Linked DNA regions of Mus musculus: region 2 is linked to region 1. A link is a loop called in an ENCODE intact Hi-C map of the cell type or tissue named here. Cell type or tissue: heart. All regions are shown on one strand. Each heading gives the region's core, and the rest is flanking DNA. Links, peaks and the distances in the headings are about the cores only.

The links. Peaks named below come from ENCODE experiments on the same cell type or tissue, not always from the same donor. Only the 100,000 strongest peaks of a DNase experiment are listed, where the experiment ranks them.
Region 2: it touches region 1 in a loop (6-fold over the local background); 1 of 42 quality-filtered maps calls a loop at or near these places.

What each region holds. Positions count from the first base shown.
Region 1 is chr6:87,910,506-87,918,838 of GRCm38, forward strand. It overlaps Copg1 (coatomer protein complex, subunit gamma 1), which reads left to right. Exons shown (of 24, transcript NM_017477.2): 24 at 1,667-3,090. The coding sequence ends at 1,797. Hmces (5-hydroxymethylcytosine (hmC) binding, ES cell specific) reads left to right here and starts at 3,471. Exons shown (of 7, transcript NM_173737.2): 1 at 3,471-3,506; 2 at 3,986-4,190; 3 at 7,334-7,477. The coding sequence starts at 4,008. In heart, for the core only: no CTCF peak of the experiment used is centred there; DNase peaks (open chromatin) are centred at 3,536 and 4,006; H3K4me3 peaks cover 1,673 bases; H3K27ac peaks cover 1,351 bases.
Region 2 is chr6:87,847,584-87,855,916 of GRCm38, forward strand. It overlaps Cnbp (cellular nucleic acid binding protein), which reads right to left and starts at 3,523. Exons shown (of 5, transcript NM_001347325.1): 1 at 3,321-3,523. Gm44064 reads left to right here and starts at 1,919. Exons shown (of 2, transcript XM_030255689.1): 1 at 1,919-1,924; 2 at 2,777-4,730. The coding sequence starts at 1,919. The coding sequence ends at 3,655. In heart, for the core only: a CTCF peak has its summit at 3,639; a DNase peak (open chromatin) is centred at 3,518; H3K4me3 peaks cover 3,668 bases; H3K27ac peaks cover 2,300 bases.

The sequences.
Region 1 (8,333 bases), core at 48-8,047:
TACTTTATTAGAAGAGTGGGTGTGGGGCCTGGCCTGGTAACTCACTCCATAATTTCAGCATTTGAGAGACAGAGACAGGAACTTTTGTGTAAGTTAAAGCCAAGGGCTACATATTGAGACAGTTTCCAGAAAAACCTAAGCAAAGCAAAACAAAATTCCCAGTACCCATAGTTGACAACTGTCTGTAATTCCAATTCCCCTGGATCCAACACCTTCACACAGACATGTTGCAGTAAATTTCCAACCCTAATAAGCCCAGGTAATGAAAACACAACTCAGTTCATTTGAATACATGCTGTGCGCCTAGTTTGGGCAGATCTACCACTACACTAGCATCTTCCCCGTAGAAGGAACCCCTTGTAACTTGCAGTTTCTCAAGGCCAGGTGCTTCCGCTCTACCTTACTTCTCCATCCTCCTCCTCATCCTCTCCCCTCCCCTCCCCCTCTTCCTCTCTTTTCCATCAAAACCTTCAGCTTCACCTGCCCCTCTTTCTCTGCCCAATCACCGTCTCTAGCCTTTATTTATAAATTAAGGTGGGAAGCAGGTTTACAGGAAATCACCTGAGTGCTGACTCATTCCTTGTTCACAGCCACTCACAGGAGAACAGAATTAACATCAAATACAATTAGCCCCAGTGCCATCCACAACACAGACATACATGCATGCAAAACACCTACATAAACGTTTTTAAAAAATAAGTTAAAAAAAATGGCTGTCTACATTTCATCTTGGAAATTTCCCAACACATACAAAATTAAATGGTACATATAATGAACACTACTGCTTAATTCTTGAAGCACCTGCGCCCACTCTTCCCTAGAGTATTTTCATGCAACTTATTTTGTAATTCATATATAAATACTTGCTATCCTGTGTTTAGCTCAAAAATGGCCAAAGCTTATATTGCCCTAGACATTTGTGGAAATGGAGCTGAGAATGAAACTCAGTGATTAAGGCTAGGCAGATTTCTGCAGCACAATCTTCATGTATAACCCTAATTCCTTGAACTTGTAATTCTCTTGCCTCGGCCTTCAGTAACCCACCACACCTGACTTTTATCCCTCCGCAGGGCTGATGGTCAGACAAGGCAAGGCTAGGCAAAGCAAGCAGTCTGTTGTTGAGACACACCGAGCCTTGGATAGGTTTTGTGTGTGTGTGGGTGGGTGGGGATAGTTATTTTGGGAGTTGGGGGCTGGGTGTGTTTACAAACATGGTTGGGAAGGCGTTCTGCTTCAGTGAGTGCTCAGCAGAGCACTCTGGCCTTGATGAAGCAACTCAGTCCCCTGGGTCTGTCAGACAACTGCTTTGTGGTTTTTTTCTTATAGGGCTCGCCCCCTCATCCACACTCTCAGATTCAGCCACTGTCTGTGAGCCTCTAATATGAGGTATAAGCCTTACATACCCGAGCGTTCACTTGAGCCTGGCAGGAGGCTCAGGTGATGTATAGTTAGTGATGTATGCAGTGATTGATAGTTACTGCAGCACTATGTCCTTAAGGGTTCCAGAGCTCAGGGAAGCAGTGAGAGTTGTCCAGGCCTCCCAGTTGTGCCTCAGTGTGTGCGGTGGGGGTGGGGTGGAGTGGGGTGGGGTGGGGGTGTTGATCATGTGTCACTCTCAGCACAGCCTCCTTCAGCCTCACAAAACTCTGCTTCCTCTCACTTACAGGAGTATTCCGGGGTGGTCATGACATCCTTGTGCGTTCTCGGCTTCTGCTTTTGGACACAGTGACGATGCAGGTGACAGCCAGAAGCTCAGAGGAGCTGCCAGTAGATATCATCTTGGCATCCGTGGGCTAGAGGTGGCCTAAGCCCCACTCCTATCTTGTCCAACACTACGTCGAAGCCACTTCTTCCCTGTGAAGCCGGTGGAAACCCTTCCCCAGACCACTGTGTTAAGAAACAATCAAGAGTCAATACAGATTTTTTTTTTTAATTCCATCCTATCATTCAGGAATGCTAGGGTAGATTTTGTCACCATGCCTGCAAGGAGAGACAAATGAATAAAATGTTCAGACTTTCTCTTAATATTTATACTCAAAGAAACCGTCTCATCCCTATGATAAGTCAGCATGTATTTCTTGAATAACTGCTGCTTCTGCAGGCTCGTGCTCAGGGCCTCCACTTCTCCCTGAGGCCTCCCTTCACCAAATGGAGCGTGTGCATAGCCCCTCGGGACTGTCAGTGCCAAGCTTAGGGTGGGGTTAAAGGCTAGCCGAATGACAACAGCTAGCAGGTCTGGTAAGCCACTCATCTACAGGCATCTGTAGATGGATGGGTGTCCAAAGGTCCTTAGAGGGTGTCATGATCTGCTCTGGGTCTATGAGTGGGAAAAACAGTATCTGCATTCCTTTTGGGCTGGAGTAAGAAATCCTAGGGGATGCTTCAGGGCTTGGGCTTTAAACTCAAATCAGGTGGTTTAAACTGTTGGAAACACTTGAAGAACTGGACCTCCTGTGAGGCTACTCAGATGGCTCAGCAGGTAAAGGTACCTATCAGGACGGACTACCCACTTGGTAGAAGGAGAGGACCATTTTGCAATAGTTGCCGCCTAACCTCATGCACACCTGTATACTGTATGCACATGCACATGTACACATTAGAACAGAGGCCTGCACCTTTAAGCCGAATCCCATAACATGAAGACATCAGGCTACACTTGAGCATCGTTAAGCTGTTTTAGCTATGGCCTATTTCATGACTGGTCCTGGCTCCACCATGTACTTGGTCAGGCATGCAGTGGTGAACTAAGTAACGTGGTGTGAAACTTCCTAACAGGTTATAAAGAGATTTCTCATTTGGGGGGTTTTCTCAAGTAGGTGACCTGAAGGCTGCTCCCTAAAGACATCCCTCTGTCCCCCACCTTCCATCCCTCTCCTGGGGACTGAGCAGTTGCTCTTGCCTGGCCTCTCTGCCTCATTCCATCCCTTTATGAAGGCCTCTCCAGGCTTTAAAGGAAAGCCTGACCTTCAAGGCCACATCCTGCTTAGCCCTTCCTGACTGTATTCTTCCTGCCTAATACCCTCCCCTTCTACTCCCAGGCCTGGTCATAGCCTGGAAGCCATTCCATTCAAATAAACTTCATTAAAGAAATTGGTGTCAGCCTCCTTTTGTGAAGATTACAGCTTACTCTAGTTTTATTTAAAGGCTTGCACACACCCCACACACAAATGTTAAAAAGGAAACCAGGTGGGGCTTCCTGACCCTTAGGGGTTTGTGGGAATAGCTAGAGAGTCTCAATTCGGATGGCCTTACACATTGAGGGTGGGCAGCACAGGTTTTCTGGCTTCAGATTCCGGCCTGGGAAGGGGGACCCTGAGGCCTCCTGGGGTGCCTGTCTCAGGTCAGTGCATTTTGTCTTGCTTCACCTAGCCACACCCCCACCTGTGGGGAGGGAACCCCGACGGCGCGACGTCACGTCGGGGGCGGGGCGGGGTTACCGAGGAGCGGGACGGGCGTCTCTTAGGCGGACGCTAGCTGCGAGGAAGGGTGGACTAGACCCTCGGGCGGTGAGAGGACGCGGGCGCGTGGGGAGGGCCTCGTTGAGGGGATGAGGACGGACGGGCGGGCGGGAGGAGGGCCGCGCTGAGGAGAAGCTAGCGGGCGGAAGAGAGGACCCGGCGGAGGGGACGCCGGCGGGCGGGCAGGCGAGGACCGCCCACGTTCCGAGCTGGAGCCTTGGCGCCGACAAGGCCCCGCCCGGGACCTGAGCGTGTCCCCGCGGGGCGGTAGTGCGGTGGCCGCGGCCCGCGAGTGTCGCTGGCGTCAAAGCCGAGCGCTCTCACCTTTCCCTGCTGCGTCCGTGGGAAACAACCTGGGAGGAGCGGCTTTCTTTCTCGCCCGCCACCCGAGGGCCTGCTTGGGGACTGTGGGCCCCGCAGTGGCCGGGACTGGCTGACCTAACGGAGCCTCCGCGGAAGATGTGGCTTCGCGGGGAGATTGGCGTGACCTAGGGAGGAGAACCTTAGGGTTTTGTGACTTTCTCTAGGTCTGAGCGGCAGCGCTGAAGTATGTGCGGGCGAACGTCCTGTCACTTGCCCAGAGAGGTTCTCACCAGGGCCTGCGCCTATCAGGATCGGCAGGGCCGGCGGCGGCTCCCGCAGTGGAGGGACCCCGACAAGTACTGCCCCTCCTACAACAAGAGCCCGCAGTCCAGCAGCCCCGTGCTGCTCTCCAGACTGCACTTTGAGAAGGTAAGGAGTGTGTCAGCACCATCGGAGCTTCTGGGCCAGCATCGCCGTGGCCATCTGACTCGTGACCCATGTGCCGCCATCTGCCCAGCCTCCGGAATGACCCGAAAAGCAGCCTTTACAGATACATTAAGGCCCTAATCCCTCTGGGTCTCTGCAAGAAATAAGTCAGCATTCTTCAGGGTCAGTTAAACTGTTTGAATGTATGCCCAAATTATGTGAACCTCATATCTGAATACATTTAAGAATTCTTTTGAGACAGAGTCTTAACTATGAATGTAGCCCTGGCGGTCCTGGAACTCCCTATAGAGGCCCAGCTGACCTCAGATTTTCAGCAAATCTGCCTGTCTCCAGAATCCTGTATTACAGGTGTGTACACTCTGACACGCTTGACTCTCTCTCTCTCTCTCTCTCTTTTTTTTTTTAAGATCGCATTTTTCAAGTATTACTGATTTATCAGCGTCATCTGTCCTTATATTAAAAACAAAAAAGCAAAAACCCAAGTGTGGTGTCACACACCTTTCATCCCAGCACTTAGGAGGCCGGAGGAAGGCAGATCTCTGAGTTGGAGGCTAGTCAAGGCTGCATAGTAAAACTGTGTCTCAAAAAACTGATTTGTGGAGCTTACAGAGCTTGCAGCCTGGCTCAGTGGGTGAGAACACTTGCTGCCTGTTAGGAGAGAACCAGCTCTTGCAAGCTGCCTTCTGATTCCACTCCCAGTCTGTGGCATTCACGCAAGAGAGTAGACACATACACACGAATAGATGTAAAGAAAAAATCAGTGTGTCTGGGGCTAGTGATATTACTCGGAGATACAGAACATATGTCATATACTCATAGCCTTGGGGTCAGTCTTAGCACACATAAAATATTTTTGATTTTTTTAAAATTTAACAATTTATTTATGTGTATTAATGTTTTACCTGCTGTATGTATGGATGTGCATCAGGCGTGTACCTAGTGCCCTTGGAAGTCAGAGCTTCAGATCCCCTGGAACTGAAGTTACCAAAGACTACCATGTGAGTGCTTGCAATTGAACCCAGGTCCTCTGCAAGTGCAGCAAGTAGCCTTAACTGCTGAACAGACCAGGGTCCCTAGTTCAGTGGATGGATCTTGGGGAGCAGAAATGGGAAGGTGGAGTCCCTAGCAAACATAGCCCCTCCTTTGGGTCATTTGAGTTTGCCCGTGTAATGTTTGACTGCACATCTATAATACGATTTGTTTAGATTGCTAGGGTTTCTTAATCTGGTAAATATTTGATACATTTTTTTTTTCAAATCTACAAATTCTAAAATAAAATTAGGAACATTTCAGCCGTTCAACTGCCAGCATATATGAATAGGTAGCAATATTTGTATCTGAAACCACTGATTTGCAAAGTACTTCCTCTTTTTTTTCTTTCCATCTACCACAGTGCCACCAGCTGTTCTAACTCCAGAGTCAGACCTGTAGAGGAAAAGATGACTAATACTGAGCAATACTTTCAGTATCTCGGGTTCTCGGCCACTTTGTATGCATTGCCCTCGTGTTTGGGGTTGCTCTGTGCAGTGATGAAAACACTCAGAGGTGACCAGTAGAACTGTCAACCAAAACGTCACTGACATTTAAAAGTATTTTATATTTTTTTTATGTGCATAGATGTTTTGCTGAATGAATGTCTGTGTACCACATGTACACATGTACAGTGCCTGTGGAGGCCAGAAGAAGGCACCTTTGAGCCCGCCCCCCCCACACACACACACAATCTTACCTGCCCATAGCTTCTCAGGGAGGGCTAGGGCTTCATGAGCTCTCTCCTAACCACGGTGGAAGGCTGAGTGTTGATGGCCCATTCTTGAGTAGGTCCTGTGCAAGTATTCAATGCTGCTTTTGGGTCCTTGGGGACAGCAGCTGTGCCATTTCTGGAAGACAGTTTCACAGTACATCTAGTCATTCCACCTTTTTTGTTGTGTTTTGTTTTGTGTTTCCAGACAGGGCTTCTCTGTGTGTCCCTGGCTGTCCTAGAACTCTCCTTGTAGATCAGACTGTCTTTGAAGGCAAGGATTTACCTGTCTCTCAAATTGCTGGGATTAAAGGTGTGTAGCACTATGCCCAGCTTAGTCCTTCCACTTGTATATCATTTTATTTAATTGATGACAATTTCATACATGAATCTGTGTATTGTGATCCCTCTAACTCACCCATTACTTCTCAGCCCTCTCTTCTTCACCCTTCTACTTTCTTCCCCTTTCCTTTTCTGACAGGTTACCTTCTTTTTATTCTCTCTTCCACAACACTTTCTGTTCCTTACAGGGATGATATAGGTGTCCACTTAGAGCTGAACACTTAAGTCATTCTCCCCAGTACTTTGCTCAGCTGTGAGTCTCTGCAGTAATCATCACCCTCTACAGTCAGGAGTTTCTCTGACCAGTGCGGAGAACAGCACTGAACTCTGGGTATGTGTGTAAATATTTAGCTTGACACTGAATCCATTTATCAGAAAAGATGACTAATAGTATCATTCCTTGGGCCTATGACCTACTTCAGACAGTAAATCTGGTTAACTTGGAATTCACAACACACCTGTATCATCTCCCAAGTATTGGGATCACAAGTGTTTTCCACCCACCACTCTTGGTCGACATTTCCCCACCCCCACCCACCCCTTTCTCTCTCAGTTTTTGAGGCAGGCTGGCCTTGAATTCACAGAGATCCACCTGCCTCCTAGATGTTAGGATTAAAATTAAAAGCATGTACTACCATGCCCAGCTAGCTTTTCCCCTCTAAATAACCTTGTATTGTTTGTATATAGTAATTTATGGTTTTCCTGCCGTACCTGAGTCTGTTTAATTATATTTTTGTGTCTTGCTCAACCTTTCTTATTTTTAAATTTATGTGTGTGATCTGTTGGGTGTCTGCCAGTGGGAAGAGGTAGGTGTAGTTGTAGCTGCCAGACATAGGTTCTAAGAACGTAACTCAGGTCCTCTCCAAAAGCAGTAAGTATGCCTAACCACTGTACAGTCTAGACTTGCCTGGACTTTCTGTGTAGCCCAAAGTCACCTTAAAAGTAGCAGGAATTCTCCTGCCTCAGCCTTTTGAATGCTAGGATTATTACAAGTGTATACCACAAATCCAGGTGCTAAATCTTGATCTTTTTTCTATGGCAGGATGCAGACTCATCAGATCGGATAATTATTCCCATGCGATGGGGCTTAGTCCCATCTTGGTTCAAAGAAAGTGATCCTTCTAAGCTGCAGTTCAACACTACCAACTGTCGTAGTGATACCATAATGGAGAAGCAGTCATTCAAGGTAGGCAGCGTGTATAGGGAAAAGGCACTTCTTTCTAATACTACTAAGTATTTTGTATATCTGAGAAATATATTCCAAAGGATATTTTCAGTTTGCTGTTTTTGTTTTGTTTTCTCAAGACAGAGTTTCTCTGTGTAGCCCTAGCTGTCCTGGAACTTACTCTGTAGACCAGGCTGGCCTCAAACTCAGAGATCTGTCTGCCTCTACCTCCCAAGTGCTGGGATTACAGGTGTGTACCATCACCACCCAGTCAGGATATTCCTAGTTGTTAATGTTGGGTCCTGTTCTGTTTATTGCTATGTTTAGATTAGCAATTCTGAAACTTATTGGTTATGGTGGTTTGAATGACAATGGCTCCCATAGGCTCATAATACTTGGTCCCCAGTTGGTTAAACTGTGTGAGAAGGATTAGGAGGTGTGGCATTGTTGGAGGAGGTATGTCACTGGGGAGTGGGCTTTCAAAAGCCCATGATACTCCCAGTTTGCTCTCTTGCTTTCTCTGACTGGTGATTGTACCTCAAAATATAATAAGCTCTCAGCTACTATTCTAGCACCCTGCCTGCCTGTCTGCTGCCTTGCTCCCCACCATGATGGTCACTCTCTGGAACTGTAAGCCTCCAGTAACACCGTTTCTTCAAATTGTTTGGGCCATGATGTCTTATCACAGCAATTGAAAAGTAACTAAGACAGTTTTTAAAACAAAACAGTTGGCCTAATGTAGTAACACACACCTTTAATCCCAGCACTTGAAAGGCAGAGGCCAACAGATCTGTGAGTTCAAGGTCAACTTGGTCTACAGAGTGCATTCCAGACCAAGCAGAAATAGTCAATGAAACCTTCATCTCAAAATGGGGGT
Region 2 (8,333 bases), core at 42-8,041, 63 kb before region 1:
TGTAGTTTTTATTTGGTTTATCTAAACGAATAGATACTTTCTGCATTGAGGTTTAAATTACATATAAGAAGCAGCATGTATGTGTGTATTCTCCTTTATCACTTAGCTAGCCTTAGTGAATTTAGAGGCAAACTGTTGACATCTTGTCAGTACGAGGTTCTACCTGTATGGCTTTAATAGGTAAGTCACTTGTTCTCAGATTTGTTGTTGTTCTGTTTATTATTGTTTTTTTTTTTTTTCCGAGACAGGATTCTCTTTGTAGCACTCTGTCTTGGAAGTCTAGACCAGGTTGGCCTTGAATTCAGCCTGCCTCTGCCTCCCTAGTGCTGGGGTTAAATGAATGTGCCACCAAACCCAGCCACCCTGTTTCCTTGTTAAAAGGGAATAAGGATACATAACTTGAAGAGTGGTTAAGATAGTAGACTATGTAATTATGGCTGACATAGTAGATACTCAGCTATTAAGCCTTTGCACAGGTAGTCAGGACATGCAGATACAGATAAAATTAACCAAGGTCAGAGTAGTGAATTATAGGGTAAAACAGTTTTCTTATGGTTGGTACTCTTATTTTTCATCATGGTGGCCAGAATCAGGTAACAGACTGTATCTTGCTTTTTATTATATCTAGTTTGTTACAACAACAGAGTGTGGTATTGTGGTGCCATGCCAATTTATTGGAGCATAGATGTATGTTCAGAGGGCAAGAACTGCCCTGTGGTCTCAGTATAACAACTGTGATAAGGCAAGGATAACCCTTTGCTTGGGAAATAGAACTTAAGGGTCTAGAGGATAAAAATGGATATAAATCACTGTGTTAAGAAGGCCAGATGAAATAGTAAAGTTAGCTCAACACACATCATAGTTGGTGGTGAGGGCCCTGTATCTTTGAGGTGATATAACAAATGGGTAGCCAAGTTAACTGGCTAACCTGAACTTAACCATGATTCTGGGATCTTTTTATACTGCTAAGATACTAGCAAGAGGAAGAGAACACACATCTGTTGTCTAACAGCAGTGAAAAGGAGTGTTCTGGGTTTGGACATAGGAGGCAGTCCTCAAATTTAAGAGATGGGCCTCAGTTCTGGTATTAAATGAGTGTGTCACCACTCCTGGATTTTCCTGCCCTTTTAAAACAAGTTTATTCTGTAGCCTAGGCAGGCTTCAAATGTATTTGCAATCCTGTCCATCCTCCCCAAGTACTGGGATGGAATAGGCCTTTATCACCACACCTGGCTTGTATTCATAATGTGCAAAGCCTTCCTATTTGCATGAGGCCATAAGTTCACTTTATTATCCCAAGTATTTAGCAACCTGAAGTTAGACAGTGCCAAAACAAGAGCCCTATTAAGTGAGGCAGTGTGGAAAAGAGCATTCTCCACATAGTCAGCCAGGGTGCCTTGCTTGGTGTTAGTACTCTGGTTCTCAACTTACTGTCAGGAGGGAGTAGAGGGAGGCAAAATCTCTCTGGAAATGCATTCACCTAACAATCACTCCAGCAGTGCCTTATTCACTATATGTTTTTAGGTCTAAAAGGTAAAAAGCCATACATCATTACAAAATCTTAACATTTGCAGTTGTTCAACTGCCAGAATATAAGCCCTTGGTCTTCAGCTGACTTGGCTTAAAACATTTTACAAACTGCACATCTCTTTGAAATAATTTACCTCTTGGTATTAATATGAAAATAATCCAAATACAATAATTTCCTAATGTGAAGTAGGAGGTAAATAGCCAGATATCGTACTGTTAAGAGTTTTAAAAACTTGTTACGAGTTGTAATTTGAGGGAAAAATTAAGCCCTTAATTCAGCCCTTGGGATTCCAATAAATTATTCCTTTTATAGTCCAGCATACAAAGAGTTCCTTGTAGACAAGCAGCAAACTTAAGCTTTAAAAGAAAAAAAAAAGCACCTAGGACTATGCGGGTTACAATTTGATAAGCTTGAATTTTAACCAAAGTAACTTTCAGTTTTTCAGACTTAAAGAATAAAGTGATAAGGATCACAGTTTATGTATCTTTTTTTAAAACTTTCAAAATCTTAAATTCAATATATACTAGGAGCAAATGGCTAACAAATTTGCAAATTTAAAATTAATCCATTGTCATAAGTCTCTCCAGAATTGGGTCAAGCAACAGGAAATGGTAATTTTTATCACATAAAACTACATCTGGGGGTAAATTGGGGATATAACTTAATTCCCTTTTACTTTAATGCAGTCAGATTGAGTGTCGTGGTTTCTTGTCTATTTTGTGTCTTCAAGAATATTGCAAAAACCTAACCAGCCGATTGCTGTGCAATGTCTCCTTTTCCAAGACCCCCACCCCCACCCCAGATGTAGTCACTTCCTCTGAAAGTGCCTGGTGGCCGAGGCCATGTGCTTGACATGTGGCAACAGGCAAAAGGCTTCACCTATAAAATCAACACCTAAACCCAAGTGAGAACGATTAAACCGTCCTAAAACAGGTTTTCACGGTAATGAAAAATCTAGATTGATCTTTGCCAACTCTACTTCCGAGGCTTTCTTGTAATTTATATCCATTTAATCCGAGAAATATTGGCAAGGACTTCTGCCACCCTGATGGCCTTAAAGGCCTGACAACCTACGGGTCCTATCCACCCGGTTCCCGCTCCATTAAAAAAAAAAAGGGGGGGGGGGGGTGAGGGACCTAAGACTTGACTCTCATCGATCCAGGGAAAGGTGGTTTCTTTTGACTAACGATGTCGAATAAGCTGCTTAAGAATACGAACTACAAGAAATCAGGAGTTTGAATAAAGGTCGCCAGTACAGAGAACCGAATCCAGACTCCCAAGCCTTACAGCGGCGTGCGCGGGCTTCGTCACAGGCCAGGTCCTGAGGCCCCGCAGCCGCTGGCACATGGCCCGCCAGGCCTCCACCGGGCGCTCGGCCTGGGGACCTCCACCTCGACCAGGCTCTCGCCCCCGCCACACCGCCCCGTTCCAGGAGTTCCCGCCACACTGGCCCTCGGCGCTAGGCCCGCGCGCGACTCTCCTCGCCTCGGCCCCAAGGGCGCCGGGCCTCGTCGCCACACGGATGAGGCCTGCGTGGCCCTCGGGGCCAAGAGAGGGCCCCACGCTCCAGCCCTAGTGCCAGCGCCGCAGGACGGACAGGACGCCCGCCACAGTACGGCGGGCCAGAAACTGGAGCCGAGACGCCGCTCGGGCCGAGCCCCGCGCCTGACGCAGCAGGGCGCAGGCCGAGGTGCGGCCGCCATCGCGCCTCGCAGTTCCGGCCCTCCGTCCGTCTCGGCCGCACCAACCCCGCCACCTCCGTTGCGCAGGCTACACCCTCGCCTCTCACCTTCGGCGTCTGAGCTGCCCACAGCGGAGGAGACTCGGACGAAGAACCAAGAAGGCGACTCGCAAAGCAGCGGCTGTTTATTTTCAGGGTCCTTGCCTGCGCCACACGCGGGTCTGCACACGGCCCCACACACGCCGCTGCGCACGGCTCTCCTCCGCCTCGCCCACGGATCCAATCAGCGCAGGAAGCCAGGCCAGCCAATCAGAATCGCCCGCTGGGAGCGCGGCCTCGCGCGAGGGCGGCAGGGGCGGGGCGGACTGCTCCACGCCCAGCCTCTTCCGGCCCGCAGCGCTCGCGGCCTTCCCGCCCGTACCTGGGTTCCGTGTCTACGATGAGTGGTTCGCTGCTTTCCTACTAGCAGTTCGTCCCTCGAACCTTTGCTGGTTCTCTCCAGCCTACGGGGCTGATCCGGGCAGTGGTCGCAGCTTGCGGGAGCCAATCTCCCCCTGCCCGGCCTCCCCTAAGCCTGGTGGGGCTCAGAAGCAGACCAGGTTCCAATACACACACACTTAGGTTTGGGGGAAGGTCTTAGTGGCCTGATCATAGAAGCGGCTGTGGCTACCGTTACGGTCCATGAGATGCGTTTGGGTTTTGTGTTTCCTGGGTATAAACCGACAGCGCGCTGCTAGTGCCCCTGGCTTGCAATAGCCCCAAATGAAAATGCCTAATGAGGTTGAAGATGGTGACAGGTGATTTGTGTCACAACACTTCTTGTGACCCATAATGAATGACATCCCTAGGATTTGTGGATGAGAGGAGGCCAAGAAAGTTATTGCCTGGGCTGCCCCATTCAGGAGTGACCGTCGTTTGCATTTCATGGTGTCTCCAAAATAGATTGTGTGTGTAGTCATAGGTCCTCAAAGCAGAAGATAAATTTTTCCTGTAAGTCCTGGGTTTGATTCCCTAGCGTTACCACACACCCTGAAGACAATTTCTATATAAACTAAAGCATTCTAGAACTCTGTCCCGTTTTAATGATTTTTTTAATACAAACATGAAGAATCTGGAAATCTCAAGTCTCTTGAGTTCTAAAAAGTACTAAAATTTGTCTAGATTTTAGTTTCCGCTAGCGACTTACTCTTTAAACTTACACATGGGCCTGCAGAAATGACTTAGAAGTTGAGAGCAGCCAGGCGTGGTGGTGCATACCTTTAGTCGCTTGCACTTGAGAAGTAGAGGCAGTAGGATCTCTTGTCAGTCCAAGTTCATCTAATCTACATAACAAGTCCCAGGTCAGCCATAGCTACATAGTAAGACCTTTGGGCTGTAGATATGGTTTAGAAGAGCATTTGTCTCGCACAAGACTCTAGATTCCATTTCAACAGAAGAACAAAATGTTCAACCATAGTCAGACCCAGTCTCAAAATAAGCAAAAAAAAACAAAAACAAAAAACAAAAAAAAAAAAAAAACACCAGCAACAACACATGCTGCTATTGAAGAGAACCAGAATTCAGTTCCCAACACCTATATCCTACTAACAACTACATATAACTCCAGGTCCAGAGGATCTAATGTCCTCTAACTTAGGAGGTGCACATAAATATACCCAGCCACATACACATAAATCTTTGTTGTTGTTCTCGTTGTTTGAGGCAGGGTCTCTACATGGCCCTGGCCATCCTGCAACTCACTACTCATAGACCATGCTGATCTTGAACTCACAGAGCGTTGCAGATAAAGCAACTGCAGACAAGCAGCATCTTCATAAATTCTAGCAGTGAGTATGTATAAGGCAAAGCTATATATGAAGCCCCTACTGCTTCAAAACACGAGAACCCTAAACTGCTTTTTGCTTTTAAGACAGGATCTCACTATGTAGTCTTGCCTGGCCTCGAACTCAAAGATATCTGCCTGCCTTTACCTCTTTCTACTAGAATTAAAGGTGCATGACATCATACCAGTCTAAATTAATAATTTTTTGACTTGTTCCTAATTTACCATTTTAAGCACAATCACACATAAACTGTTTGATCTTTCTTTTAGGCCCAGGGATGGAATGTTTCTTATATTAAAAATTGCTTTGAAACTGGGCGTGGTGGTGTGACAACTGATGACTCTTCACTTGGCGCCCAACATTCTCTAATTATCACTATTCATGGAACCAGACTGGCCATGAGGCACTGTGATAGTTGGCAAGGAGATCTATAATGGAAGTTAACTTGTAGTTACTGAATATGTCCACCCATTTCACACAAAATGTTTAAAAATAAGGCAGAAAAACAAAACAAAACAAAACAGCTTTACCAAAAGCTGAGCTGTGGGTCAACCAAGACGGTTCACCAAGTAACATTGTCACTGCCTGGTTTCACAGCCTGGGCTTGATCTCTGAACCCAGATGTGAGAAGGAAAGAATGGATGCTCCTCCGCCCCCAACTTGTCCTCTGACCTCTATACACATGGGATAGCACATTTCCAAATATACACAAGCGTATACATACAAAAATATATAAATAAAGTATATTTTTTTAAGTTAAGCTGTCAATGATGCTGAAGAAATAGACTCCTGCTCTAGTCTCTGCCCTTGGGATGTGTTTTACCCATCCTCCATGCCTGTTCAATGTTAGGCATTGTGCGTAGTGTCACCTGGGTTACAAAGGTATTCAGTTATCCTCTAGACCTTGCTCTTGAAGAACTTGCCGGTTAGCAGGGGCCATAAGAAAGTACTGAATGTTGAAGAGAGGACCAGCGCTATGACTCAGCAGGATTCAGTCCTTAAAACAGGTCACAGTAGAGCAGCTACACTTGCCAACTCTCCATTTCCCATTCAGTGCCCAGCTGCATAGCACATGCCTTAGATTCTGCTGTCAGACTAGGATGATACATAGGTCTTTTCCTTTATGTTTTCTGTGCCAGCAGGGACACTGCTGTGACTTTACTTGGAAAGTATGTGGCTAAGGAAGAGGAGAACAGACTGATGTTTCCACCCATGTACGCCTCCAAAGCAGAAAGGGACTAGACTAAATCCTGAAAAAAGCAGGCTGGGTGTGGTAGAGCACACCTGTAATCCTAGGGATCAAGACCAAGATCGGAAGAACTCAAGCAACTCAAGGACAGCAGACCTACAGAGTGAGTCCCGAGTAGGTCTAAAATGTGAGATGCTGTCTCAGAAACAAAACACCAGGCAAGAAGATGGCTTGGTGATTAAGAGCAGGCTTTTGCAGAGGACAAAGGTCCTGACCCCAGATTACTTGTGACTCCAGCACGGGGATCCCATACCCTTTCCCTAGTGCACACTCACATGTACACGTTCCCACAAAGTCACACGCGCGCACGCGCACACACACACACACACACACACACACACACACAATTACAGTTGAGCCGGGCGTGGTGGCACACGCCTTTAATCCCAGCACTCGGGAGGCAGAGGCAGGCGGATTTCTGAGTTTGAGGCCAGCCTAGTCTACAAAGTAAGTTCCAGGACAGCCAGGGCTACACAGAGAAACCCTGTCTTGAAAAACAAACAAACAAACAAAAAATTTTTAAATATCAAAGAAAAACTAAACTAAAAAAGGAATCAATGATAGGTAGATGACTAAGCATTAAAATTATGAATATAAAGCTTTCATAGAATGTCAGGCATAAAGTAAACAGGATCATTCTGTCATATGCTACTACCAATTGAATGCTGATTCTAGATTGGTTTGGTCTACTTGTTGGTTTGTTGGTTTATTTGCCTCGCCTGGAATTCACTATGTAGACCAGTCTGACCTTGAACTGCACAGAGATCCACCTCTTCCTCCATCAGTACAGGCAAAGGAGGAGCCCGGGCAGGGCTTGAGCCCGTTCTCCTCCCACCTCCATCTCTTCAGTATCACCCGTCAGCATGTGCCACCATCACCAACTGTTTTGGATCTTTATTTATTTAATATTTTATTATGTTGTTTTTGATTCAGGATCTCACATTGTAGCCCTGGCTAGCCTGGAACTCACCAGGACCAGACTGGGTTAGAACCTGCCCCTGCCTCCTAAATTCTGGGATTAAAGGAGTGTGCTACCACCCCCAGGTGGTGTTTTTGTTTTGAGACAAAATTTCCTATAGCCCAGGGTGGGCCCAAACTTGCTACAGAACCCAAATGACCTGAACACCTGAATCTCTAGCCTCTGCCTCCCTGGATGCTGGGATCACAGATAGGCATCACTATGCCCAGCTATGCCAGGCATTTTTATGATTTTCATGAGTTTTCACAAAACTTTTGTAAGTTCTCACCATCCACTCAGCTCCATTCCTAAAAACTGTGTTCTTAAAAATGTTATATAAGGGCTGGTGAGATGGCTCAGTGGGTAAGAGCACCCGGCTGCTCTTCCGAAGGTCAGGAGTTCAAATCCCAGCAACCACATGGTGGCTCACAACCATCCGTAACGAGATCTGACTCCCTCTTCTGGAGTGTCTGAAGACAGCTACAGTGCCCTTACATATAATAAATAAATAAATCTTTAAAAAAAATGTTATATAAGCCAGGAACCTTTGAGTCAGAGGCAGGAAGATCTCTGTGAGTTCAAGGCCAGCCTTGTCTACAGAGTGAGTTCTAGGACAGCCAGTACTATATAGAGAGACTTTGTCCTCTAGAAGGAGGAGGTGGAGGAGGAAAAAAAAGAGAAGGAAATTAAAAAGTTATGTAAATGGAGTCAGACATGTAGCCATTGGAGATTATCTTTTTTTTCTCCCATTATAGTTGTCTGTAAATCCATTCCAAATCACTGTAGATCAATAATCCATTCTTTTTATTGCTGATATTCCTCAGTTGGGTATACCACATGTGTTTAGCTACTGGTCATGGAAGGGCCTCCTTCCAGTTTCAATGATTATGGCACTGCAAAAGAAAGTAAATCAATTGGTACAAAAATTTACTCAATGTTCCTCTATGAATGTAAATTTTCATCTTGCCTCTCACTTTCCAATTAGCATTTCCCAGATTACTAGGGGAGCTAAACATTTCTTCTAAAATTGTAGTCTTCAAGTTTCTTCTTTCCAGAAGAACCTATTTTGAACATTTTTCTATTGACTTGGT